2 separate regions of the Homo sapiens genome follow, and region 1 is linked to region 2. The links are chromatin loops, found by intact Hi-C in ENCODE. Cell type or tissue: natural killer cell. All regions are shown on one strand. Each heading gives the region's core, and the rest is flanking DNA. Links, peaks and the distances in the headings are about the cores only.

Region 1 (12,554 bases), core at 2,254-10,253, 430 kb after region 2:
CCTCTTTTTTGTATAGCATATGAGACAGCATTTGCCCAAATAAGTGGATGACAGGTGGGGATGTGGTAAATTAGAAACCATTTGTTTCACGTGTTTGTGTGGGTGGGTGAAGACTATGGGAAAAAGATGTGAATTGTCTGTTTCCTTCCATCAAATAAGAACTGATTACAGTCGGGCGCGGTGGCTCACGCCTGTAATCCCAGCACTTTGAGAGGCCAGGGCAGGCAGATTACGAGGTCAGGAGTTTGAGACCATCCTGGCCAACATGGCGACGCTCCATCTCTACTAAAAATACAAAAAATTAGCCAGGCATGGTGGCTGGCACCTGTAGTCCCAGCTACTCAGGATGCTGAGGCAGGAGAATCACTTGAACCTGGGAGGCGGAGGTTGGAGTGAGCCAAGATTGTACCATTGCACTCCAGCCTGGGAGACAGAGTGAGACTCCATCTCAAAAAAAAAAAAAAAGAGAACTGATTATGATCTTTTCTCACTGTACATAGATTTGGGGGAGCAGTTTTCTGGATGAGGCGATTGGGAACCATTGTATGATACTGAGAGCTGGGAATGTCATGGAGAATGACTGGGAAATAATGTTTAATGGCTTAAGAGTTTGGCATTGTAATCCAGGAGTTCCAGCATTGTTCAGACTCAAGACAATATGCATTATGGAATATTAGATCTGGAAGGGAAGATCATCAAAGATGGCATCATCATTTCCCAAATGAGAAAGGGGCAAGCTTTTGCAGAGCTCTTTCTATGTGCTAGACATTGGGTAGGCATCATCTGTATGTTATTAAATCCCCATGAAGCCCCTTTAGCTGTGCAGGTTTTTCCAGATTTCTGGATGAAGAATTGAGGGTCTAGTTGGTAAGTAGCCTGTCATACAGGGAGGGTGTGATAAGACTGGGACTGGAGTTAGGTCTTGGTCCCTTCAAAACCTAGGGTCATTGCTGGTTTGGTTTTATAATCATGTTGCCTGTCTTCCACCACAAAGGTTTCAACAAAAAGAAATCCTTCTCTGGGGTACACATATTGATTATGCAGTAGGGTTTGCAGCCTGAGCCTGTAGAGTGTCCATTGGTAGGATTGAAACATGTTTGGACGTGTTTGGTGAGCACGTAGGATAGACCCAATAGGCCAACACCAGCAGGATGATATTGGAGAGTCAAGCATTCTTGGAGTGGCACCCCCTTTAGTGGAGAATGAGCCTATGCCAGGAGCTGGGATATATGGGGAGGAGAGATTCCGAGGCCATGATGGCCATCCCTTGAATCCATATCCCATTTCAGGGTTGCATATCTCTGTCCTAGGGAAGGGTCGTTGTAGGTTAAAAGAGAAAGAACTCTTTCAAAAACACTAAAAGGAGCAGGTGAAAGCGTCACTGCCTGGGGACCCTTTTGGAGAATGTCATCTCCAAAGGGGTGCAGGTGGAACCTGGGTATATGATGGGATGTCACTCCCATTATGAAGTTACCAATCAGTTGACTTTGAGTTCATAAAAAGGGAGACTATACCAGGCAGGCTATAAAAGCTCCGTGAGGCCAGGCGCGGTAGCTCACATCTGTAATCCCAGCACTTTGGAAGGCCGAGGTGGGTGGATCACAAGGCTAGGAGTTCAAGACCAGCCTGGCCAACATGGGGAAACCCCTTCTCTACTAAAAATACAAAAATTAGCCGAGCGTGGTGACAGGTGCCTGTCATCCCAGCTACTTGGGAGGCTGAGGCAGAGAATTGCTTGAACCTGGGAGGCAGAAGTTGCAGTGAGCCGAGATCGCACCACTGCACTCCAGCCTGGGGACAGAGCGAGACTCCATCTCAAAAAAAACAAAAAACAAAAAACCAAAAAAAGGCTCCGTGAGAGGAAGGAGCAACAGCCGCATCTGGCAGAAGGCATCTTGGTGAGGACATGACTTAGGTAAGGTGACTTTTAGAATTCCTTAGGTGGGCCTTTCTCAGTGGATGGGGGCCTTGTAGCAGTCATTAGCCTGGCCCTTTCTGTGCTTACAAGTTAGTGAAGACTGGGGAAACCTCATTAAAAATATATAACAACTTAAATTAAATTTGGTCTAAAACTGCCTCCATACATAGCAAACTATAACCTAAATTAGTATGTAAACAAACTGCAACCTAAGAGTATATTCTTGTAACAAATAGCTGAGTCTCAGCCAGTCACAGCAGCTGAGCTTCAGCCAATCACAGCAGCTGAGCTTCAGCCAATCACAGCAGCTGAGTCTCAGCCAATCACAGCAGCTGAGCTTCAGCCAATCACAGGCTGCCAAACTGATGGGCCATTGTGCATATAACACAAATGCTTCATCACACCACCTGCAGATAAGGCAAAGGCAGACCTGTACCTAATCAAGCTGTTTCTGTATGTCACTTCCTTTTTCTGCCTATAAATACTGCCTGCCATGTTGCTGGGTGGAGCTCTCTGAGCCTCTCCAGGTGCTGAGTGTGGTCCAACTCATGAATCATTCTTTGCACAAATAAACTCTGCTAAATTTAATTTGTCTCAAATTTTTCTTTTAACACTATTAGACCTAAGATAACAAGTTTATTTGATCATGAAAATTTTTCTATTTGTGTTAAAACAATTATTATCAGCTGGAAATGTCACCAAATGAAGGCTAAGAAGCTGGTCATGGGGCAGTGTCTCTAGGATGATGGACAAGACCCCTTTTCGCAAGCTCTTGAAGCTTTTGTATGGGTGGAGCCAACAAGGGTGGAGATGAATTGCTCACAGACGGTATACTTTAATTAAAAATGTAAGCTCTGTAGTTAGGCAGACCTGTGTTTAAATACTCTGTCATTGGGCCTGGTGCAGTGGCTCATGCTTGTAATCCCAGCACTTTGGGAGGCTGAGCTGGGTGGATCACCAGAGATCAGGAGTTTGAGACCAGCCTGGCCAACATGGCGAAACCCCAATTCTACTAAAAATACACACACACAAAATTAGCCAGGCATGGTGGTGCATGCCTTGTAGTTCCAGCTACTTGGGAGGCTGAGGCAAGAGAATCTCTTGAACCCAGGAGGCGGAGGTTGCCGTGAGCTGAGATCATGCCATTGCACTCCAGCCTGGGCGACAGAGCGAGACTCTGTCTGAAAAAAGAAAGAAAAGAAAAGAAGAGAAGAAAGAAGGAGAGAGAGAGGAAGGAAGGAAAGAAGGAAGGAAGGAAGGAAGGAAGGAAGGAAGGAAGGGAAAGACTCTGTCATTGACGAATTGTGTCTTCCAGAAAATTATATATATTTTAAGAATCAGCTTCCACATTTGTAAAATGGAGACAATAATGACATAATTTTGAGACTATAATGAGACAATGCAGGTAAAGCCACTTATCTCAGTGCCTGGCACATGTAAGTGCTCAATATATTTGGTTATTATTGTTATTAAGATTATTAATCCTACAGGTACTTCCCCAAAATAAACACCACAGGCCTGACAGGTGTACTGAGGAGCTGAGTGTCTAAGGTGAGCCTAAAGTGAAAGGCAGAAAGAAAAATGGAGAGGCTATTACAGAGTGGGCTTGGTTTTCTGCTTTATACATTTTTATATTTTCTAAATTTTCTTGAAGAACCATGTAGATGGTTTTGCAACATGAAAACTTTCAACGAATGTTAGGTTAAAGATCTTATAAATGCAAAAATGCATTCCAGTTAAAATGTTAGAGAACAGAACTGAAGGCCTGCTTTGGTGAACCTTCTGGATTTCCATTTTGGAATGCTGTGAGGTGGAGCTGAGTAGGGAGGGGCCAATCTGTGCTAATTCTCTGAGCTCTTGATCTCTGAGATCTTGAGTCTAATCACTTAGTATCCCTGGATTTCAGCTTTCCCATTAGCTCACTAACGTGTCTCTCAGTTCATAAACTCAATAATTCTGTGCATAAACAGACAAATAAATGGCATGCTTACATCTGTCGCCAGCAGTTCTTCACTGTCATCGATACTGGCTACCGTGACCTCTCCTTGGCTCACGAAGGGGAAGTCGAAGGGGTTGGTGGAGATCAGAAGCAGGTCTGTGAAACACAGATATCCCTTTAATGGCTTATGCATAACTTACTCTGGGTTGTTTTTTTTTTCCCAACGTCACCGATTTGGAACATAAGAAAGGTATTCCAAGAGCTTACCAATTAGTTCTGGCTTCTTGTTTGACATAATTTGGTAGAAAATATGATAGCTTCTCTCACTGGATAATTGAAACGTCACTCTGGATTTTTCTAACAGATCTAAGGTAACAAAAATAACGTGATTTCAGGCTCCCAAGAGATGCTTTTGTGGCCAAAACACCAACGGATTTATAGAGTGTTTGGACTCACAAGTTTCGATGTCTGCCGATGCCAGCTTTCCTGTGGCTCCAAAATGAATCCGAATGAACTTCCCCTGTCCAATAACAGGTGGACAAATGTTACGGTTATTTGATTTATATGGTTTTGTGGCTGGCCTTAGATAGGTGCTGCCACAGATAAATTATAAATGCAAAAATGCTAGAGAACAGAACTGAAGGCCTGCTTTGGTGAACCTTCTGGATTTGCATTTTGGAATGCTGTGAGGAGGAGCTGAGTAGGGAGGGGCCAATCTGTGCTGATTCTCTGAGCCCTTGATGTCTGAGATCTTGAGTCTAATCACTTAGTATCCCTGGATTTCAGTTTTCCCATTAGCTCACTAACATGTCTCTCAGTTCATAAACTCAATAATTCTGTCCGTAAACAAACAAATAAATGGCATGCTTACATCTGTCGCCAACAATTCTTCACTGTCATTGATATTGGCCACCATGACCTCTCCTTGGCTCAGAAGGAAGGGATGCCAGAACATGGGCACCTCTCCACCGGGTGCCCAGTGCTCCCAAGCTGGGTCAGCAAGGACTCAGGTAGCTCTACCCAAGCACCTGTCCCTGTTCCCACAACTCAGGGGATGCCCACAGGCTCCTTCTCCAGCTCTCTTCTTGGGACTACTCCATTCTTGACTGCCTGCCTGGTTTTCATCCTGTTCTCTTATACCTGGATTCTTAAATCTTCATAACACCTTTTAATTGTAACTGGTTGGATTGTTCTGTCTGACTTTTTTTTTTTTTTTTTTTTTTTTTTTTTTTTTTTTTTTGCTTGTATCTTAATAGATGCTACTTCTGAGATTTCTTGCCTGAGTTTCACATATGGCTGACTACAGACAAATCTGGCTCAGAGGCCCGGGCTCAGGCTCAGGCCTGGCTCCCTGGCTGCCAAAAGAACAACTCAGGGTCTAGGTGGCCCACTTTCTGGGGAGTGGGAGGTAAAATTTCATATGCGTGTTTGTGTGTATGCACCTGCTTCATACATTATCTGCTTAATTGGTCCTCAACGACACTGTGCGCAAATTTGAGGACAAAAAATGTTTTCTTGCTTTTTCACCCACAGTGTCTGAAATGTGGATGGTACTTAGTACTAGCCTCAATATTTTCTGAATGAACCCCAGGAAAAGTTAGTGAAGGATCAGTAAAGGCACATGTGCACTGTAAGTGCTGTGTCTTCAGTATATTTAGCGGCTTAACAGAAGACAATGGAAGTCATCCCTAGCCTGCAAATATTTGGAGGGTGGAAAGAGGACAAAATAATTAGAATGATTGTGACTTCTGGGTCAGGGCTAAGAGTAGAGGCCCATGAACTAAGTAAATGGGAATGAGAAGAGGGAGTGCCTGAAGGTATTGTCTTTCACTTTAAGCTGGTGTCAGGCCAGTGCAATAACTAACTTGGTCCAGGCATGGGTAACATACCTCTGCCATGTAACATGTGCCCAGATCTTCCACAAGGAAGAGGAGTTTATTTGGGCACTGGGGAGGATACAGGTGCAAACTGGCAGTGCACAGGGTACAAAGAACATATCCAAGGAAACAAAAGTCAAGGCTCAGAGCCATGGTCCTTGATGGATTACCTACTTCCTCATTGATAACCATTTTATCTTTCAGGCGACGAAATACAAGTTTGAGACTATCCAACTATTAAGATGTGTGAAGTTTTAATGTACTTTTGCAACCATAGGCACAAATGATGGCTTTGCCTCTGAGTACTTGCTCCACTGGCCAGTGAAATGAAATAGAGGGCTGGATGTGTGTTTATTTCCGATGGGAAGTAAATGTCTTTTTGATTAAGCCAAACCTAAGTAAAAAGTTGAAGGATGGCATATATCCTTCAATATCTTCAGTATGAATCTATTCCAATATTTTTTTCTTTTTTTTGAGACAGAGTTGCCCTCTGTTGCCCAGGCTGGAGTGCAGTGTTGCAACTTCGGCTCCCTGCAACCTCCACCTCCCGGGTTCAAGCGATTCTCCTGCCTCAGCCTCCCAAGTAGCTGGGATTACAGGCATGTGCCACCATGCCCAGCTAATTTTTTGTATTTTTAGTAGAGATGGGGTTTCGTCATGCTGGTCAGGCTCGTCTCAAACTCCTGGTCTCAAGTGATCCGCCCCCCTCAGCCTCCCAAAGTGCTGGGATTACAGGCGTGAGCCACCGCGCCCAGACTATTTCAAATTTTTGAGCTCTTCTGCCTTCACTAGGTTTTCCCTGCTCCCAGTCCCTACTGAGTTGGAAGAGGTCAAATCTGCTAACTTAATTCACACTAAGGTTTCCGTGGCTAGACCAATAGATATGGCTTAATGGACGTTAACATTTTAAAATGTTTCCACACAGAGAGACCCATTTTAGCATAAAGTTGATCTCTAATTGTGGGATTTGAATCATGTGAGTGACTTCAGGATGCTGTGAGGTGACATTGCCTAGTTAGGGTAGGACGGCAAATCCTCCCTCTGCCAGGACCAAGCCAACACCTTCCTCAAAGTGTATCACAATATTCCAGGTGGGTAGATTGATCTCAATCACTTGGGGGTAGAAAAAGGCCCCCATATATTCCAGTTTATGGGGCAGTTTTTCATATCCAGCATTTCAGGAGAGGGTATGCTTTTGGGAGGATACTTGAAAATTGGGCCGGATCTTACAAATCTTGAGGAGTTGTCATTCCTCACAGTCTTGGCATTTCCAAAGGCCTCCAGCAGTGGGTTGGCCTGGATGATCTGATCCTCTAGGGTTCCCTAATAATAAACAAGAAGAGGAAAAAGAGGACTTTGGATGGTTTTCTAAAGTAGCCCCTTGATGACTAAAACGGTGGGTACTCTGGGCAGGTTCAGGTAGAGATGTCGACCAGCTCCACCTGGTGGTCAGTGCAGCACCCACGCCCCCACCCCCACCAGACCTGAGGCGTCTTCAAGGTACCATCTTAGACAGGTTCTTATTAGCATAGCATTGAAGTGACTTCTGGTCATGCCAGGTTCTAGGCAGGAATATTACTCCCTCCATCAGAACATCCAGACTGCCTTTCTGATAACATTTCATTATAAATCATGGATTTTTATAACATGCACCTCTGTTATTGCATGTAATATGACCCACCTAATATAGATATTTGTCTTCAGAAGGAGAAATAGAATGTGAGCAAAGCAAGCGACCCAGGGGATGATACAATAACAACAGTGGTTCTCAAAAAGGTTTTTTATGTAGCAAAAACTTATGAGAATGATTATTCAGAAATCCACTACAGAAAGCAGAGTTTTCACCTTCACCTCCATGACTGCTTTATCCTTCTGGGTCCAGAGCAATTTAGAAACTACTGTCAAACCTAGTGGTTCTCAAAGTGTGGTCCCTGGACCAGCAGCATGAACACTACCTGGGAATATATGAGAAATGCCAGGTATGGTAGTTCACACTCGTAATTAGCACTTTGGAAGGCTGAGGCAGGAGGATTACTTGAGGCCAACGGTCTGATACCAGCCTAGGAAAGATAGTGAGACTCCATCTCTACAAAAAATTAAAAAAAAACTAGCCAGGCATGGTGGTTCCTGTAGTCTTAGCTACTTGGAAGGCTGAAGGATGATCGCTTGAGCCCAGGAGTTTGAAGTCACAGTGAGCTATGATGGTGTGCCACTGTACTCCAGCCTGGGTGACAGAGTGAGACCCTGTCTCTCCAAAATAAAAAGGAAAAAAAGATGCAAACTATGAGGTCCCACCCTAGATCTACACAATCAGGAATTCTGGGCCTGGGTTCTGCCGCCCTTTGTTAAGAATCTCTCCTGTTGATTCTGATGTGTACTCCAGTTTGAAAACCACTGGTGTAAACATTCCTTCTCCAGAGGAGGATGTGGAGTTGGTCAAGGTCCCTCAACTGTAGGTGATGGAGCTGGTGCTAGAACTCAAGTCCATTCTGGTGGAACCACTTCCTGCTTTGCTCCATGTGATACTGTGATGTAATAGGAATGGTATATTTTGGTCTTTTTCCAGTTTCCTGGTACGCAGCTCCTAAAACCCTTGGAATATCTGAAGTGATAAATGTCTTTTTGTGTGCTAATGAGATGATTGGTGGCTTCGGGGTCCTGGACAGCTCAGGATGGGGGCTGGCTGCCAGGGAACCAACCGCGTGATTAGAGAGTTGGAACTTTCAGCCCTATTCCTGACCCCTGGGAAGGAAAGAAGGGCTGGAGGTTGAGTCAATCATCAATGGCCAGTGATTTAATTAATCATGCTCATGTAATGCAACCTCTATAAAAACCCTACACAGAAGGCTTCAGAGAGGTTCCAGGTTGATGAACACCTAGAGGTACTGGGAGGATGTCACCTGCAGAGACCCTGCCCCTCCCCCATACCTTGCCCTAGACATCTTTTCCACTTGGCTTTTCCTCTGCATCCTTTGTAACAGCCTTTATAACAAACTGGCAAATGTAAGCAAAGTGTTTCTCTGAGTTCTGTGAAGCACTCTAGGTAATTACCAAACCTGAGACGGGGGTCGTGAGCTCCTCCCAATTAATAGCTGCTTGCTTAGAAGTTCAGGAGGCCCGGACTGGTCCCTGGTATCCAAAGTGGGGTCAGTTTTGCAGGACTGAGCCCTTAACTTGTGTGATTTGATGCTTTCTCTAGGTAGTTAGTATCAGAATTGAATTGAATTGTAGGACACCCAGTTGGTGTCTGCAGAGAATTAGAGAATTGTTTGGCATGGAAAAACCCCATACATTTGATGGCAGACACGTTCTGTGTGAGGATACAGAGAGGAAAGAAAGAATTTTTCCTATTTGCCGTTTCTACTGAGCGCATACCCTGCATACACTTGGTGCTCATCCACGCTTTAAAGTATACTTATTCCAGTAAGCCTCCGGATGCAGGTGGGGCTGCTCACCTGCATTTTGCCTGGCTGTGTCTCCTTCTTCTTGTCCCCGGTAACTGCAATTGTTGCAAAATACTGGATGACACGCTTGGTGTTCACAGTCTTCCCAGCCCCGGATTCTCCGCTGCCAATTTAAAAGTAAACGGGATAAAGGAGAGTGGAAGGGAGGGCACTGGTTTCCAAGTCATGATGGTACAAAGAGGTGTTACTCACGTGATGAGGATAGACTGGTTGTCTCGATCTAGAAATGCAGAGGGAAGCAAAACAAAACAAATAAACAACAAACAGAATGTTAAAATAAAGTAACATTGGGGGTGGTTGGAGAACATAGGCTCTAGTTAATGTCTTTGCCATTAACCACTGGTATGATTTGGGCATGTCTAATCTTCTTTGGGACAATTTAGGCAGATTTCTCAAATGTGGGATGTGCAACATGACCAGCCTGGGAGGTGAATGATTCTCTACTCACTGTAGTGAATCCCACAGTGTAGAAGTTACTCATGTTTATAGATCTTTAACTCCCTGCTAGTCCTTTCCCATCGCCCTTTTCCATAAAGAAAGCAAGTGTCAGGTTCAGAGCTTGTGGGGCCACAGCTTTTCATCAGCATTTATAGATGCTGGTTGGTTTCATTGCATTTTTCTTTTACCTTTACCTTCTACTTGTGAAAAGTGATACTGGTTTTTCATTTACAATAGAGCATGGATTGAACTGTGTCCTCCTAAAATTCACATATTGAATTTCTAACCCCTAGTACCTCAGAATATGACCTTATTTGGAAATAAGATGTAAACAAGATGCAGGGGTAATTACTCAAGATGAGGTCATGCTGGAGTAGGGCAAGCCCCTGATCTAATATGACTGGTATCCTTATAAACAGAAGAAATTTGGAGACACACAAGCACATGGGGAGAATGCCATATGAAGATTAAGGCAGGGATCAGGGTGATGCTTCTACAAATAAAAAACAACAAAGATTTCTGCTAGCAAACCATAGAAGCTAGGAGAGAGAGACATGGGCCAGATTCTCTCTCAGCGTCCTCAGACTAACCAATCCTGATGACACCTTGACTTCGGACTTCAATCCTCTAGAACTGTGGGAAAGTACATTTCTATTGTGTAAGCCCCCCAGTCTGTGATACTGGAGCAGCCATAGCAAACTAATAGAAATTGTGGTATTAGTCTTCCCTTTAAAATTAATGTAACATGAACTAATTTCAAGAAAAATATTAAGTTTGCAGACATGGCAAGGATTGTGATTGTGAGACAGAAATGACAGAAGTTTGGACACCATTGCATTAGATGATTTTTAAGCATCTACAGGTCTCAGATTCAGATGCTAGACTCTTTTTTTTTTTTTTTTGAGACGGAGTTTTGCTCTTTTTGCCCAGGCTGAAGTGCAGTGGCGAGATCTCAGCTCACCGCAACCTCCTCCTCCCAGGTGCAAGCAATTGTCCTGCCTCAGCCTCCTGAGTAGCTGGGATTACAGGCACCCACTACCATGACTGGCTAATTTTTTTGTATTTTTACTAGAGAGAGGGTTTCATCATGTTGGCCAGGCTGGCCCCGAACTCCTGACCTCAGGTGATCCACCTGCCTCGGCCTCCCAAAGTGCTGGGATTACAGGTGTGAGCCACCGCACCCAGCCTTGCTTCTACTTCTAGCATCTGTTCCAAGTCAAGTCAGGTGAAGGTTGAACAGACAGACTTGATATTAGGCATCATGGCATGACAGTGTTACCATGTCCTTACTCCCCAGGTCATTCTGGAAATTAAAGGAGGTGAAGGGGAGCCTGAGTTTGGGGAAGAACGCAGGAACACTGCTTTACCCATTTCTCCAACGTAGCATTCCCTGAGTGGCTACTGATATGGTTTCTCTTCAAAGTACACCTGGATTGGGGGTTCCCTGGGGACAAAGGTAGGGCATCTCCTTGTGTTCCACATTCTCCCAAATAAGCAAGAGCTCAGTGTAGCTTCAGCCATAATCACAGGCCTTGTCATGCACTGTGACTGGCAATGGAAGATGTTGTACCCTTTGCTTTTCATCCCCAAATCATCTGACTCTCCGAAGATCCTTTGATTATTGCACCATTCAGATGGCCAACGCCCATCAAAAGCTTGAAAAATTAACTAAGGATGGCTTCAAAAAATATGAATCAAAGAAATTACTCACCAGTCAGCATGAACTGATAGGCATTGTCAGAGATGGAGAAGATGTGGGGCGGGGCCTCCTGGCGCTTTTTGCCTCTGTAGGCAGCCACCACCTCGGGCTTGTACACCGGCAGCCACTTGTAGGGGTTGACGGTGACACAGAAGAGGCCTGAGTAGGTCTGGGAAGATCAGAACATTTATCATTTGGATCTCGTTTTTACTCAGAGAGAGACATGAAATAAAAAGGTGTTTACAGACACTCACGTAGATCATCCAGGCTGCATAGCGCTCTTTGAGGTTGTACAGAACAGCAGGTTCATGCAGGTGAGTCATCATGGCCATGTCCTCGATCTTGTCAAATTTGGGAGGGTTCATGGGGAAGACCTGGTCATTGTTCAGAGTGAGCATCTGGGTATTGAGAGGAAAAGCAGGTAATAAATTGGTGAGCCAAGTGCCCACATTGCACTTTACTGGTGTGGTGGAAGTAGTGAGATATTGTGGAGGAATTACCGCATTGTGATGGATAATTTCATGGATCATTTCCATGCCCCAACATGATCCATAAATAACAGTTCTTGAAGAATCTGATTCTGGTCAAACTATGTAACCAATTCTGGTCTGATGCCCCTCAGTCATCCTGCTGTCGTGTGTACCAGGAGTGGGTTACAGGTGTGCAGAGCTTTGGAGCCCTTTGCCTCTGTTTACCCTATTTGTTGTGAGTGCTGTGATGAGACAAAGGTTGGAAGGTTACAAAGAACTGCTCCAAAGTGTTCTGTGTTTTTCCACCTCAAAATCTCTGCTCATGAGGTTTCCTTCAGCTGGAATGTCTTCATGAAAATTTTGTTTAGAAACCTTCAAAGCTCAGCTCTAGCACCAACTCTTCCACGACCCATCTCCTCTCTCCCCTATTGCTTCAAGGCTCCCATAATTATTTGTACCTCTGCTCTAATAGTTCAGACATTTGGGGGTGCATCATGGTTCTTTGCTGAATATTTTCAGAATATTATTTAATTTTTTTTCCCTCTGTTTTTTTCCCACCTCTCTCCCCCATTCAAGCTGGCTCTGCACTCCATGGCTCAGGAGAGACAGAAAATAGGGCAAGAACAGCTACTAGGGAGGCTGAGGCAGGAGAATGGCGTGAATCCGGGAGGCGGAGCTTGCAGTGAGCCGAGATCACGCCACTGCACTCCAGCCTGGGCGACACAGTGAGACTCCGTCTCAAAAAAAAA
Region 2 (12,554 bases), core at 2,533-10,532:
AAATAAAACTTGAGCTTTAGGTATTGTGAATATTTCTAGAAGTTGTTTTTTTTGGTTTTGTTTTTTAAGAAATTTAATAATGTCTTCAGCTACTGTAACTGTTACGAGCTTCTTTCTCCTCAGGGTAACAGCTCACGTGTGTGTCCACTTCATGTGCCAGGGTCGGAATCACACAGACGTCCAGGACAATCCTGAGAGGCCCAGTCCACGAGGCCACCCCCAGGCCAGAGCACCTGCCCACTGCCCGCCTTTAGGGCAGATTCACTTGCAGCAGCCACTTAACCTGCCACGGCCTAGCGCCAGGCGGCTCTCCCCAGGCCCCGTGTCGCCCGGGAGCCCCGCTGGGCTGGAAACTCACGCTTTGGTTGAACATGTCTGTTTCATGCCGCAGCTGCGTGTACTGGCACAGGTGCTGCCGGATCATCTCTACCCTCTCCACCTCCAGCCGCTCTAGCTCCTGCCGAGAAAGCAAAGGCCAGAGAACTCTGAGCACGTCCCCTCCACTTGGGGGTCCCCCCACCAAGACCACAAAACGCAAGTCACTGGCTGTGGACATTCTGTCCCATCTGACTCTCTGGGGTCTGATGAAGAGCGTGCCCCATATCTAAGGTGAAGGTGAAGCTGATGACAGCAGCAGCGGCTGTTTTACTTCCTGAAATCCTGCTCCGCCACGCACAGTGCTGAGGGCTTTACGTGCGTTCCTTAACTGTCCTCGTTACAATTTTAAGAGATCGTTTCTGTTATTATCCCCATTCTCCAAGCAAGGGAACTGGGGAACTAACACCTAGAGAGGCAACAACACAGCTCACCCAAAGCGACACGGAATTATGGGAGGAACAGGATTTAAACCAGAGTCCATCAGGCTGTTACTCATGGCAATGCACCCATGCAGCCCTGGCCCTGGTGCCCTGATGGGGTATAACAAGGGGGCACATGTGGGAGCTCCATGCCACACATTCCTGGGACCTTGTCCCTGGGCCTCTGCTGAGCAGCCTCCCTTCCTCTGCCTATGCCTAGTGCTGTGGCCGCAATAGAGACCGGGCCAGGGAGGCAGACTGGGCTGCACGTGGCACAGCTTTTGTCAAAGGGGAGCGTGGAAAGGGTTTGTCCTCTGGTTTCTAGATGGTTTTGTGTCTTTGGAATCTAGGGGATCCGGCTGTTACTCTGCATACAACTAGGTCACTGCCCAGGTGATTAATCAGAAAGGGGGGTAAAGCAGGGGGCTTAATTAGGAGATTAACCAGGAGGAAAACTAGGTCACTGTCCCTGGTGGAGGCCTCTAATCTGCTCTGGTGGGCTGACACCTGGGGAAGGCAGCTGGTTAGTCCTGTGCTGGATGGACAGGGGTGGCTTTAGGCAGTGGGCTGATCCGATGAGCACCTGGCATGATGCCTCCTGTCCCATCTGGCCCAAGTACCAGCCACACTTCACTGTCCACTCAGGCAGGTGCTGACTGATAAGGAGATGCTGCCCCTTTACAAGAAATACTCAAGAGCATCATCGGCCCTGCCGCCTGTTGTTCACCCTTGGTGAGAGGCCTCCCCCACCCCACTGCCTAGCTCCATCCTCACCCATCCATCCACTTTGCAAGGATCTCCTACCAAGGACCTGCAACTCGTGTGTGTGCATGTGTGGGGCGGTCCTCTCTTCCTATAGCTTGGCTATTTTTCCTAAAGAGGCCCTTGTCCACTTAGTTGAGGAGAGTCCTCAGTTGACCCTGACCTCTCAGGGGACAGCCCAAGAAGGATGTAGCCATATCCAACCCAACCCTGCCCACATCCACACAGCTAGGAAGCGCTGGAGCAGAGATCTGAATCCACATAAGCTGGCTCACATTGAGGTTTCGACCCCAACACTGAAGTAGATTTGATGACCATCTCCAGGGTCACTCCACCCCATCATCCCCGCGCCCACCAACAACCACCAGGGGCTGCTCTGTGTCAGCCTCTGTACTGCCATGTCCACACATCCCTGCCCGCTTACCAATGTGGTGGTCACCATCTCTTCAAACCATTTGGACTGGGCCTGGTTGTAGAGATCCACACAGCGCATGAGGTCGTCTCCTGGAAAAAGACCACAGTCACCATCATGAAGCATCCTATCCTCACCATGACTCTGTGCCCCACCCTGAGCCCCACAGCCAAGCCTTCTCCTCCCCCTGGGGTCATGGTGGCCGCTGGAAAGCTGGAAAAGGGATGGCAGTAGGAAGAAGAAGAAAGCAGAGCCAGGGAAGGAAGGGGGCAACCCAGCCCCATGAGAACCCAGCTCAGGTGTCCCCCTGAAGCCTGACCCCAGATACCAAGGATTCAGGATGGTGGTTCTCATTTTGTGTGTGTGTGTGTGTGTGTGTGTGTGTGTGTGTGTGTGTGTGTGTCTAGGGTATTCCTAGGACCCCCAATCCTATCATGAGCCCAAGAAATGCTTCCCTCTCTAAAGATGGCAGTTTTATTTTACACTGGGGAGTCCAGATTGGTTAAAACATGTCACACACAATTTGGTGCTAAGAATAATTAAGGAAGATAAATTTGCAGATCATGTAAGTGTGTGTGTGTGTGTGTGTGCATGAACACACTGCAAGATGTCCTTCTGAAACACAAAAGAACGCATCTGTAGTCACAGTCTAAAACATGCACTGGAGGAGCACACCCCAGCTTCAGGAGAGTGGCTACCTTGGGAAACAGAGAAAGGGTGAGTGGGCAGGAATCAGCTCCTTCTATTGCATTTTATGTCATCACAGAAAGATCCGAGGCAAACATAACTATTCAATCTTTAGGACTACTCTATTACTTTGTTATCATATGTATGTTTAGAACATTTTGTAATTAGAAAGAAAACACACTGCGAAGTAATTGCAAACATTACTAAGCGTACCAGCACCTTGGAACCTTGCTACACAAATCACAGTCTGTGGGCCAGTGGCACTTGTATGCCCTGGGGTCGGCTAGAAATTCAGAAACCCAGGACAGATCCGAGACCTACTGAATCAGAGACTGCATGTTTATGAGACGCTCTGGTAATGTGTGTGCACGTGGCAGGCAGAGCAGCACAGCTCTCATGCACGGCTTTGTCTCAGCGTAGCTTCCTCATCCTCACAGGGCTCCAGCAAGAGGAAGGCATCATGGTGTTTGCTCACGATGGAAAAAGCTCATGAGTGAACCCCAAAGTGAAGTAATTTTCTCTAGTAATTCTAGAAGCAGAATGCTAGAGTAGAATTTAGTAATTCGAGTAGAGTCAAAGTGACTCCTATAGTATCATCATTGTGGCTCATAGGTACTCTGATAGGAAAGTCAAAGAGAACAGGGAAGGTTATGTCTCCAGGCCCCAGGCCTAGCTGCGAACCATACCCCTAGCTATGCCACACACCAGACGCGAGTGTGCCTTGAATAACAGAGCCCACACCAAGGCATTTATTCATTTTGTTCTTGGTCCAAGGCCAATGACTGGACCCTTGATCCCAAGAGGCACTGAACCGGAGAGAAGAAAGTGGATGCTGCACCGTAAAATGCATTTTTTTCTTTTTTTTTTTTTTTTTGAGACGGAGTCTGGCTCTGTCACCCAGGCTGGAGTGCAGTGGCGCAATCTCGGCTCACTGCAACCTCCACCTCCCGGGTTCAAGTGATTCTTCTGCCTCAGCCTCCCGAGTAGCTGGTACCACAGGCATGCGCCACCACCCCTGGCTAGTTTTTGTATTTTTAGTAGAGATGGGGTTTCACCATATCGGCCAGGCTAGTCTCGAACTCCTGACCTTGTGATCCGCCCGCCTCAGCCTCCGAAATGCAAATGCATTTCTAGCAAGAGCTCCTGCCTGGCCGAGGAGGAGGGCGGCGTGCTGCTCTGTACACTGTGAAACTCCCTGAGCCCTGTGTGTCAATGCTGATTTTGAGAAATTGCTTCAGGAACTTCCACAGCATTGGGAAACAGAGTAGGTGAAGGGGGCTGTACCTTCTCTCTATGGCAGCCCAAGAGCTTGAAATTGGAACTTTTTAGAACAGTATTGGTTAAGACCATGGATTGTGGGACAAGAATGCCTTTGTTGGCCAGGCGCGGTGCCTCACGCCTGTAATCCCAGCACTTTGGGAGGCCGAGGCGGGTGGATCACGAGGTCAGGACATCGAGACCATCCTGGCTAACACGGTGAAACCCCGTCTCTACTAAAAATATAAAAAATTAGCCAGGCGTGGTGGCAGGCGCCTGTAGTCCCAGCTACTCGGGAGGCTGAGGCAGGAGAATGGCATGAACCAGGGAGGCGGAGCTTGCAGTGAGCAGAGATCGCACCACTGCACTCCAGCCTGGGCGACAGAGCAAGACTCCATCTCAAAAAAAAAAAAAAAAAAGCCTTTGTTGTCATCCCAGCTCAACTACTTATTAGCTATGTAATCGTAGACAAGTCGGTTATCCTGCGCTTGCCTCCGTGTCTTCATCTGTAAAATGGAGATAACGATTGTACCTTTACCAAGTTGTTATGAGGAATAAATATGTCAAAATATGTAAAGCACTTAGAATAGAGATGGGCGTAGAGAGCCAAATATTAATATGGGCTATGGTGGTGATGAAGATGATGATGATGATGATGATGATGATGATGATCCCTGAGGATCTGATGTCTTTCCTTCTAGTAGCCTTGGAAAAGATGAGGAAGAGGGAGGAAAGGAACAGAAGGAAAGAACAGGTGGCATTTCCTGAGCAACAGGCTGTCCAGCAAAATGGCGACAAGCAGAGTCTCTGGAATGAGAGGAGACTGAATTGTGGCTTCGCCGCTCCACCACTGTGGACCTCATGGAAGGTTCTCATTTTCTCTGCCATCAGTCTTCTCATTTGTAAAGGGTATAAAAATACCTCCCTGCAGGGGGACTGTGCTGATCAAAAGAGACAATGCTCTAAAGCATGGAGGCTGGCCACAGCGAGTGCTCAGAAGAGGCGGTATTTTTCAGAGTTAGGTCTAAGGACTGTCACTTTCGTCACAAAATAATTCCAAACTACAGGAATGAGAGACCGTATTATCTGATGACAATGCAATAAAACTATGTAAAAAAAAATAGCAAGATTAGAAAACAACAACAAAGCCCTTGCTTGTAAACATATAAAGATTTTCTTTGAAACAATTCTTGGTTCGAAGATCAAATGAAAACCCAAATAGCAAAACATAATGAAAATAGCAGAAATAAAACCACCACAAATAAGAACCTGTGGAATATGGTTAGACCACCAGTGTAAGGAAAAATAAATGTCTGGTGGGTTACATATTTCACTGTCTTTTTTTGTTTGTTTGTTTGTTTTGTTTTTTGAGACAGAGTCTCACTCTCTTGCCCAGGCTGGAGTGCAGTGCTGCGATCTCAGCTCACTGCAACCTCTGCCTTCTGGGTTCAAGCGATTCTCCTGCTTTGGCCTCCCAAGTAGCTTGGATTACAGGCACACACCACCACACCCAGCTAAGTTTTGTATTTTTAGTAGAGACGAGGTTTCACTATGTTGGCCAGGCTGGTCTTGAACTCCTGACCTCGTGATCTGCCCGCCTGGGCCTCCCAAAGTGCTGGGATTACAGGCGTGAGCCACCACGGCCGGCCTTCACTATTTTAAAAACAAAAACAAAAATAAACACCTGAAACAAAAAAAAAAAGTAAGAAAAAACCCTCTAGGTGATTAAAAAAAAAGATCTAAATCAGCTCCGAAATCTAGGCTTCTTATGGGAAATATCACTGTACAGAAAAACAGCAAGAAAAAATAGACAAACAAGCAAAAAAAAAAAATTACAAAGAACAAAACTAAAAGACAAATGACAATCTAGGAAAAATATCTGCAATTAAAATGAAAAACGATTCATCTCCCTGATAGATAAAGAATCTATGGTCAGTGGGGAAAGGATATGAGTTAATCAGTTCACAGAAAGTACAACAATGATTTATATGTATATTTTACATACTCAACCTGGGTTATGGAGAAAAGCAAATTAAAAACAAAATATCATTTTTCCCCACTCACTACCAATTTCAAATCTTGATAACACACAATGTTGATAAGCATTTAGAGAACAGGCATTATTCATAGATGCTGTTGATAGGTGCTCTCTCTGGAAAGCAATTTGGAAATATCCATCAAGACGAATAATACCCTTTGACTCAGCAACTATATTCTCTCTATATGCAGATCTGGTCTTAGGCACACACAAAGATGCAGGTACAATAACACAGCTTCACTGGCTGGCAAGCACTCTGAAACAATCTAAGAGTCCTAAACCTCAGTTAAGGGAATGATGAAACAAATTTGGGTACAATCATACAACTGGACACTGGCCAGCCATTAAAAAGTTTGATATGCATGAATGGATGGGCAAAAAGATTTACAGAAATGAAAAAGAGGTATTTCCAAGATATATTAAATAAGTTCAGAAGATAGATTGTATGATCAAATGTATATAAATTTAAATATTTAAAAATCAAAACACTAGGAAGAGATGGTGATTATTTCTGTGAATAGCATTTTATATTCTTGTCTGCTGATTAAAATATTTTGCCATGTACCAATACTGTTTTTGCAATATAATTGTTTTTTGAGGTAGAGTCTCTCTCTGTCACCCAGGCTGGAATGCAATGGTGTGATCATAGTTCACCGCAGCCTTAACCTCCTGGGTTCAAGCCATCCTCCACCTTAGCCTCCTGAGTAGCTGATTCTACAGGCATGCACCACCATGCCTAGCTAATTTTTTCAAATTTTTTTGTAGAGATGAGGTACTATGTTGCCCAGGCTGGTCTCGAACTCCTGGGCTCAACTGATCCTCCTGCCTCAGCCTCTCAGACTGCCGGATTACAGGTGTTAGCCACTGCACCTGGCCTATAAGTTATTTTTTTAATAACTTAATAATTTAAACAGATCTCTTCCCCTTCTGTGCCCCCCCTTCTCTCTACCAATAAATATACTGTGCCCTCTACTTCTTGATCCTGTAATTTATTATTGTGCATTATAAGATTTGTATAATAAACGTTATCCTTCTATTACATTATTTTTTATTGACTTATTTCTATCTTACCTTATTTTGAAATGTAAGGTGGCTGCTTTCTTCTATAATGAAGGAATTGTAACAGGTTCACCAGAAATTGAGGTGAAAGGGACCTACAGACCAAACTCTAATACTACGGCACACATTCTAATTCCAGAGGCAACATGCGTGTCCTCTCGTGCAGTGAAACGTGGCTTCCCTTAGATCTAGTTACCGAGGTTTTCACTGGTTCTACCAGGCCTTCTCTTCCTCTTTGTGTATTAGCTAACTTTGACCACTAGGTGGAAGCAGAAACCAACTCATTGGGAGACTATTCCCAAGAGACTGAAATCTGGTTATTTCTTTAAACAAAGTGTCAGCCTCTGTTCCCAGGGCAGGAGCCCATCCCCATAGGTGAACCTTCAGAGAGAGCATTGCTTCCTGGGGAAGTGGGCAGCTTGGGTGAGCTGTGTGCTTCTGTGGGCTCTGAACAGGGACAGGGCCCTGAGCTCTCAGTGCATGAAGGAGTTTGTCCACCTCCTGGTCAGAGATCTGGGGCTTGGGCGGAAAACAAAAAAAGCCACGACCAGGGAGAGAGTAAGGAGTCCAGCCTCTACCATGCCCCAGAACTAGCCCGGCCTGTGTCCTTCCTCTGACCCCCAAAGTCTCTTTCTTTGAGATCTCTGGGTGTGGGTCAGAGAGAAGGGAAGAGGGGGTACCTCCTGGCAAACAAGGGAAGTAATTTCCTCGCTGCAGTCTTGCAAAGGAGAGATGCACCCTCGCCAGTCACCTCATCTCCTAGCCCCGTGCCCTCTCCTTCTGTGTGCACTGACCAGGCCAGGCGGGTGCCCAGCACTTACCAGCCTGTGTGGACTTTCTCCGCGCCTTCTTGATGTCCTCCTCTGTCTTGTTGCTCAGCTTGATCTCCAGCTGCTGGGTCTTCATCTCCAGGTCTCTCTGCCGCTCTGTGAGGGCTTTCCGGGCCTGGGGTCCAAGGACACGGAGAAGCTGCTCATACAGCTCGGAGCCAGTGGGCCTCCTGGGCCACGCAGCCCAGCTTCCCTTTGGAGTCCTTTCGCCCCTTGTTTGTGTGGATGATGCCACAGTGGTCCAGAGAGGCCCAGCAGCCAGAGTGGCACCACCCAGCTAGGTAGAGGCTACAACCCAACTCTTTTCGTCCTTGCCTCTTCCAGTGACATCTGGACTCAGCCTACCTCAATCTCTCAAACCACGTTTTTTTCCCGATGGAGCCTGTACAAAGACTGGGGACCTAGGCAGTCCTAAAGTCACAGCCCCTCTGCTTGGAAGGGACCACAAAGGCCATCTGTGTCACCTCCCTGCAGCACTTAATAGGATGTAGCAACAGCCCTCCCGTTCTGGAGCTGGACAAGCCTCGGCCCTCTTGTTCCCCTCACTGTACTGCCTTTCCTCCAGGCCACCACTGGCATCTCTGTGGTCCTTGGGTGGCGGCAGTTGGCTGGGCCCAGGGTGTCCCAGCAGTTTGAGCCCCCTTCTCCTCTCTAAGGCACTGGGGACTGGGAATCAGTCCCTGGGGCACACTCTCTTCCCTCTAAGGCTGAACATCAGTTCCCTGGAGGTGAGACCACCCAGGACTCAGCCTCATCCCTGAGCAGGAAGGAGAGCAGGGAGGCGGTGACTGAGTCAGGACGACTCAGCCAGGTGAGGCTTAAACACGGGGCCCCACGTGAACCAGCAGCAGCACTGCTAGGCTCGGGGTTTAACTGGTCGCCAACAGCCACTCGACTGCCCACTGCAGCTGCAGCCTCTCCTCGCACCCCTGGCCCTCTGGGTGGTCATTCCAGCACCACAGGGAGGCAGCTCCTATCTGCCCTTGGATGGGTGGGGTGCTCTGGCGTAGGCACGAGGCTTGGACATCCCCCTATTCCCCTACCTGGGGACAAAGACTCAGCCTTGGCGTATGGAGCCACTGCTGGCTTCCCAGTCCCCCTTCTTCCAGGCAGTCCCCCATGCACCTGCCCTGGCCCAGCGTCCTGGGCCTCTCACCTTCTCCACCGAGGCATAGCGGCTGGCGAGCTGCTTGCGAAGGTCGGCAATGTGGTGGTCGCACTTCTTCATGTCTTTCTTGAAGTTCTCACGGAAGTTCATCAGGGGCTTCTCCACCTCGCTGTGAAGCTGTTGGGAGAGTAGAGACGCACACTCAGGACCCAGGGCATCAGCTGTAAGCCAGTGCAGGGAGGAGGGATGGGAGGGGCACCCCCACTTCCCCAGGCAAGTGAGGATGAGTCTGGGGTAGCGACCTGGCAGGAAGGTGAGAGACACCCCCTGACACGTGGCTGCCTATCAGGTCTCAGCTTAGGCAGGTCACCTTAGCTCAGGAGGCCCCCACACACGTCTACAGGATAAGTGGTTAGCAACTAGAGCCTTCTGATTTCCCCATCTGTTAACTACTTTTTTTCTGAGCTTCTGCAGCTTTTAAATTTTTAGAATTTTTTACTATTTATGGTTTATAATATGCTGTTTTGAAATATGTATATATTGTGGAATGGCTAAATCAAGTTAATAATCAATGGGCTGGGCACGGTGGCTCATGCCTGTAATCCCAGCACTTTGGGAGGCCAAGGCAGGTTGATCACCTGAGGTCAGGAGTTCGAGACCAGCCTGGCCAACATGGTGAAACCCCATCTCTACTACATACACACACACACACACACACACACACACACACACACACACACACAAATTAGCTGGGAGTGGTGGCAGGTGCCTGTAATCCCAGCTACTCAGGAGGCTGAGGCAGGAAATCACTTGAACCTGGGAGGTTGCAGTGAGCCGAGATTGTGCCACTGCACTTCAGCCTGGGTGACAGAGTGAGACTTGGTCTCAAAAAAAAAAAACAAAACAAACAAACAAAAAACAATAATAATCAATGACCTCACACACTTATTTTATCCCACAGCTTCTTGCACGGCTTTGTTCTTATGTCTCTCTCCCTTATTTTCCGAACTGAGAGCTTTCTGGGGACAGAAACCACATCAGCGTCTGTGTCTCCAAGCACTCAGCACAGTGACTGGGGTACGCGGCTTCAGTAAAGAACAGTCGAATGAATGCCATTCAATTAGAAGGTCTCAGGTCAGTCCTATTTATCGAACATCTACTCCATGGCAGGTGCTGAGAATACAAAGGTGAGCTAGACAGGGTCCAAACCTCGAGGAACTGATGGTGGGAACTGTTGGAGACCTGCTGGAAACTCACAAGGGCAACTGTCCCGCATTGCGCTCATAAAGACATTCTCAGCTTGCTGGGCTGCCTGGAGCACAGGCAAAGGGAACCGCCCTGTATCCCAGGGGCCAGAGAAAAGGGTTTATGCTGTCAGAAGAGCTGGGTGGCATCAGGGTTTTAAGCTTTTTTCTTCTCTTTTATTCCTTCCCTCTTTCCCATCCCACCCCCCTTTAAAAGAACTTTTCCTTAAAATTTGTTCCTTTTGTTTGTGAGCATAACATTTATTTATTTTTTATTTATTTATTTATTTTTTTGAGACAGAGTCTCGCTCTGTCGCCCAGGCTGGAGTGCAGCGACGCGATCTCGGCTCACTGCAAGCCTCGCCTTCCAGGTTCACGCCATTCTCCTGTCTCAGCCTCCCGAGTAGCTGGGACTACAGGCACCTGCCACCACGCCCGGCTAATTTTTTTTTTTTTTTTGTATTTTTAGTAGAGATGGGGTTTCACCGTGTTAGTCAGGATGGTCTCGATCTCCTGACCTCGTGATCCGCCCGCCTCGGCCTCCCAAAGTGCTGGGATTACAGGCGTGAGCCACCGTGCCCAGCCCATAACATTTATAAGAAAACAGATCAACGGGACCTGCTGTGGTCAAAGCCAGGTGGCACCCTAGCCCTGTGCACCCCTCCCACCCCACTGCCTGGAATCAGGCAACTCTCTTCAACCTATGACCACCCCACCACCGCAAATCTGCCTCCACCGGTCTTAGAGGTGTCTCTAGGGAGCACAGCTCAACTTCCCTGGACAGATGATATCCCAACGAGGGTTCTGTGACTTCTCTCCTCTCCCTCAGGTTTTTGCTGTACAATATCTTTTTCTCTGGATACAACCAGGACTTAGGTGTCCCTATTCTAAGCAACTGACTTACACGGGGCTGGGAGCTCCAAGCGGGCAGGGGCCCCATCTGGGTTGAGCACTGCTGTGCCCAGTGTCTGACCTGGGCTGGGGCTGGGTGGGTGCCCCTTCTGTGTTTGTAGAGAGAATGACAAACTCTTCAGAGCTCAATCCCCTGGGTGACAAGAAGACAGCTTTGTCGCTGGATGACCGTCACAGACTAACAGAGAACTGGCCATCCAAACACCCCTCTCTCCTCCTCGTGTTAGTTGTAAATATGTCCTACTATTTTTTTTGAGCCCCTGGAACCTTCCCTGTATAGGAAAACATCCCCACCTGGCGGCAGTTTGCAGGATGCTACAAAAATCTTGAGAGCTTACGAGAATAAATAAACCCCTTTCCCACGTATATAGGTTTGGCATTTGCTGAGTAGGAGCAGCTGTACGACTCCGGGAATCTGGGAGAGTTAGCTCAGCCTGCTGACTCAGAAACTCCGGGGTCTCTAAGGACATGGAAAGCAAGTGACTTTCAGGCTTTAATACGCCCAGGAATGACCTGAAGAGTTTTCAACATTAAGGTTTCCTGGACCCCAGCCCCAGGTTCTGTGGTCTGGGGAAAAGCCCATGAACCTGCCAATATGCCAGGAAGCTTTCCCCAAATTCAAATGACATTCTGGAAGCGTGACGCTGCTAACTATCACAAGTGATTTGATTCCACAGATGAGGATGCCTGGCATCTCCATCTCGCTACAGACATCAAGTATTTTATTTATTTATTTATTTTTTTGAGACGGAGTCTCACTCTGTCTCCCAGGCTGGAGTGCAATGGCGCAATCTTGGCTCACTGCAAGCTCCACCTCCCAGGTTCAAGCCGTTCTCCTGCCTCAGCCTCCCAAGTAGCTGGGATTACAGGCACCCGCCACCAAACCTGGCTAATTTTTTTTTGTATTTTTAGTAGAGACGGGGTTTCACCATGTTAGCCAGGATGGTCTTGATCTCCTGACCTCATGATCCGCCCGCCTCGGCCTCCCAAAGTGCTGGGATTACAGGTGTGAGCCACTGTGCCCGACGATATTAAGTACTTTTAAAAGACAGTTTTTTTTTTCCTTTAAAATGGTTAGGCTGGTATCTTTAGTACCCATTCTTAACTTTTAAGCATCTCTGTTGAACCAGGAATCAGAAGTCCTTCCTCAAAGTGTCCTCACAGACTCAGGCCGGCCTGTCATGGCCCATCAGTTTTTCTTTCCAAAACTCTCGCTCTCTTTGCTTCCTTTTCATCTCACACATCAGAAGAGAATAAGAGAAGTTCCAAGTTGGTAGGAATTTCAGACACTGTCTAGTCTGATATTTTTCAGACGGTGTGCGGCCGAGAGTTGTGAAATCGATTTAATGGGCCAGGACCAGCTTTTTGGTGAGAACAGACCAGACTTGAACAGAAAATACCAGAGTACATTTTAAGTAGGAGGATAAATACTGTTTTATGAAACGTTT

Evidence for each region. Hi-C counts contacts between places; a loop is a spot of excess contacts. Peaks named below come from ENCODE experiments on the same cell type or tissue, not always from the same donor. Only the 100,000 strongest peaks of a DNase experiment are listed, where the experiment ranks them.
Region 1: it touches region 2 in a loop (10-fold over the local background); 5 of 110 quality-filtered maps call a loop at or near these places.

Annotation. Positions count from the first base shown.
Region 1 is chr17:10,350,771-10,363,324 of GRCh38, forward strand. It overlaps MYH13 (myosin heavy chain 13), which reads right to left. Exons shown (of 41, transcript NM_003802.3): 4 at 11,590-11,733; 5 at 11,348-11,504; 6 at 9,391-9,418; 7 at 9,190-9,301; 8 at 6,965-7,057; 9 at 4,314-4,377; 10 at 4,125-4,223; 11 at 3,910-4,013. Among named protein-coding and RNA genes, the nearest start is that of MYH13, 16 kb to the right of the region's middle. In natural killer cell, for the core only: CTCF peaks have their summits at 7,159 (motif pointing left) and 7,368; a DNase peak (open chromatin) is centred at 7,181.
Region 2 is chr17:9,917,643-9,930,196 of GRCh38, forward strand. GAS7 (growth arrest specific 7) reads right to left here. Exons shown (of 14, transcript NM_201433.2): 10 at 8,999-9,127; 11 at 7,834-7,957; 12 at 1,984-2,063; 13 at 359-457. Among named protein-coding and RNA genes, the nearest start is that of RCVRN, 19 kb to the left of the region's middle. RefSeq lists an enhancer at 7,415-8,341. In natural killer cell, for the core only: CTCF peaks have their summits at 7,266 (motif pointing right) and 7,475; a DNase peak (open chromatin) is centred at 7,269.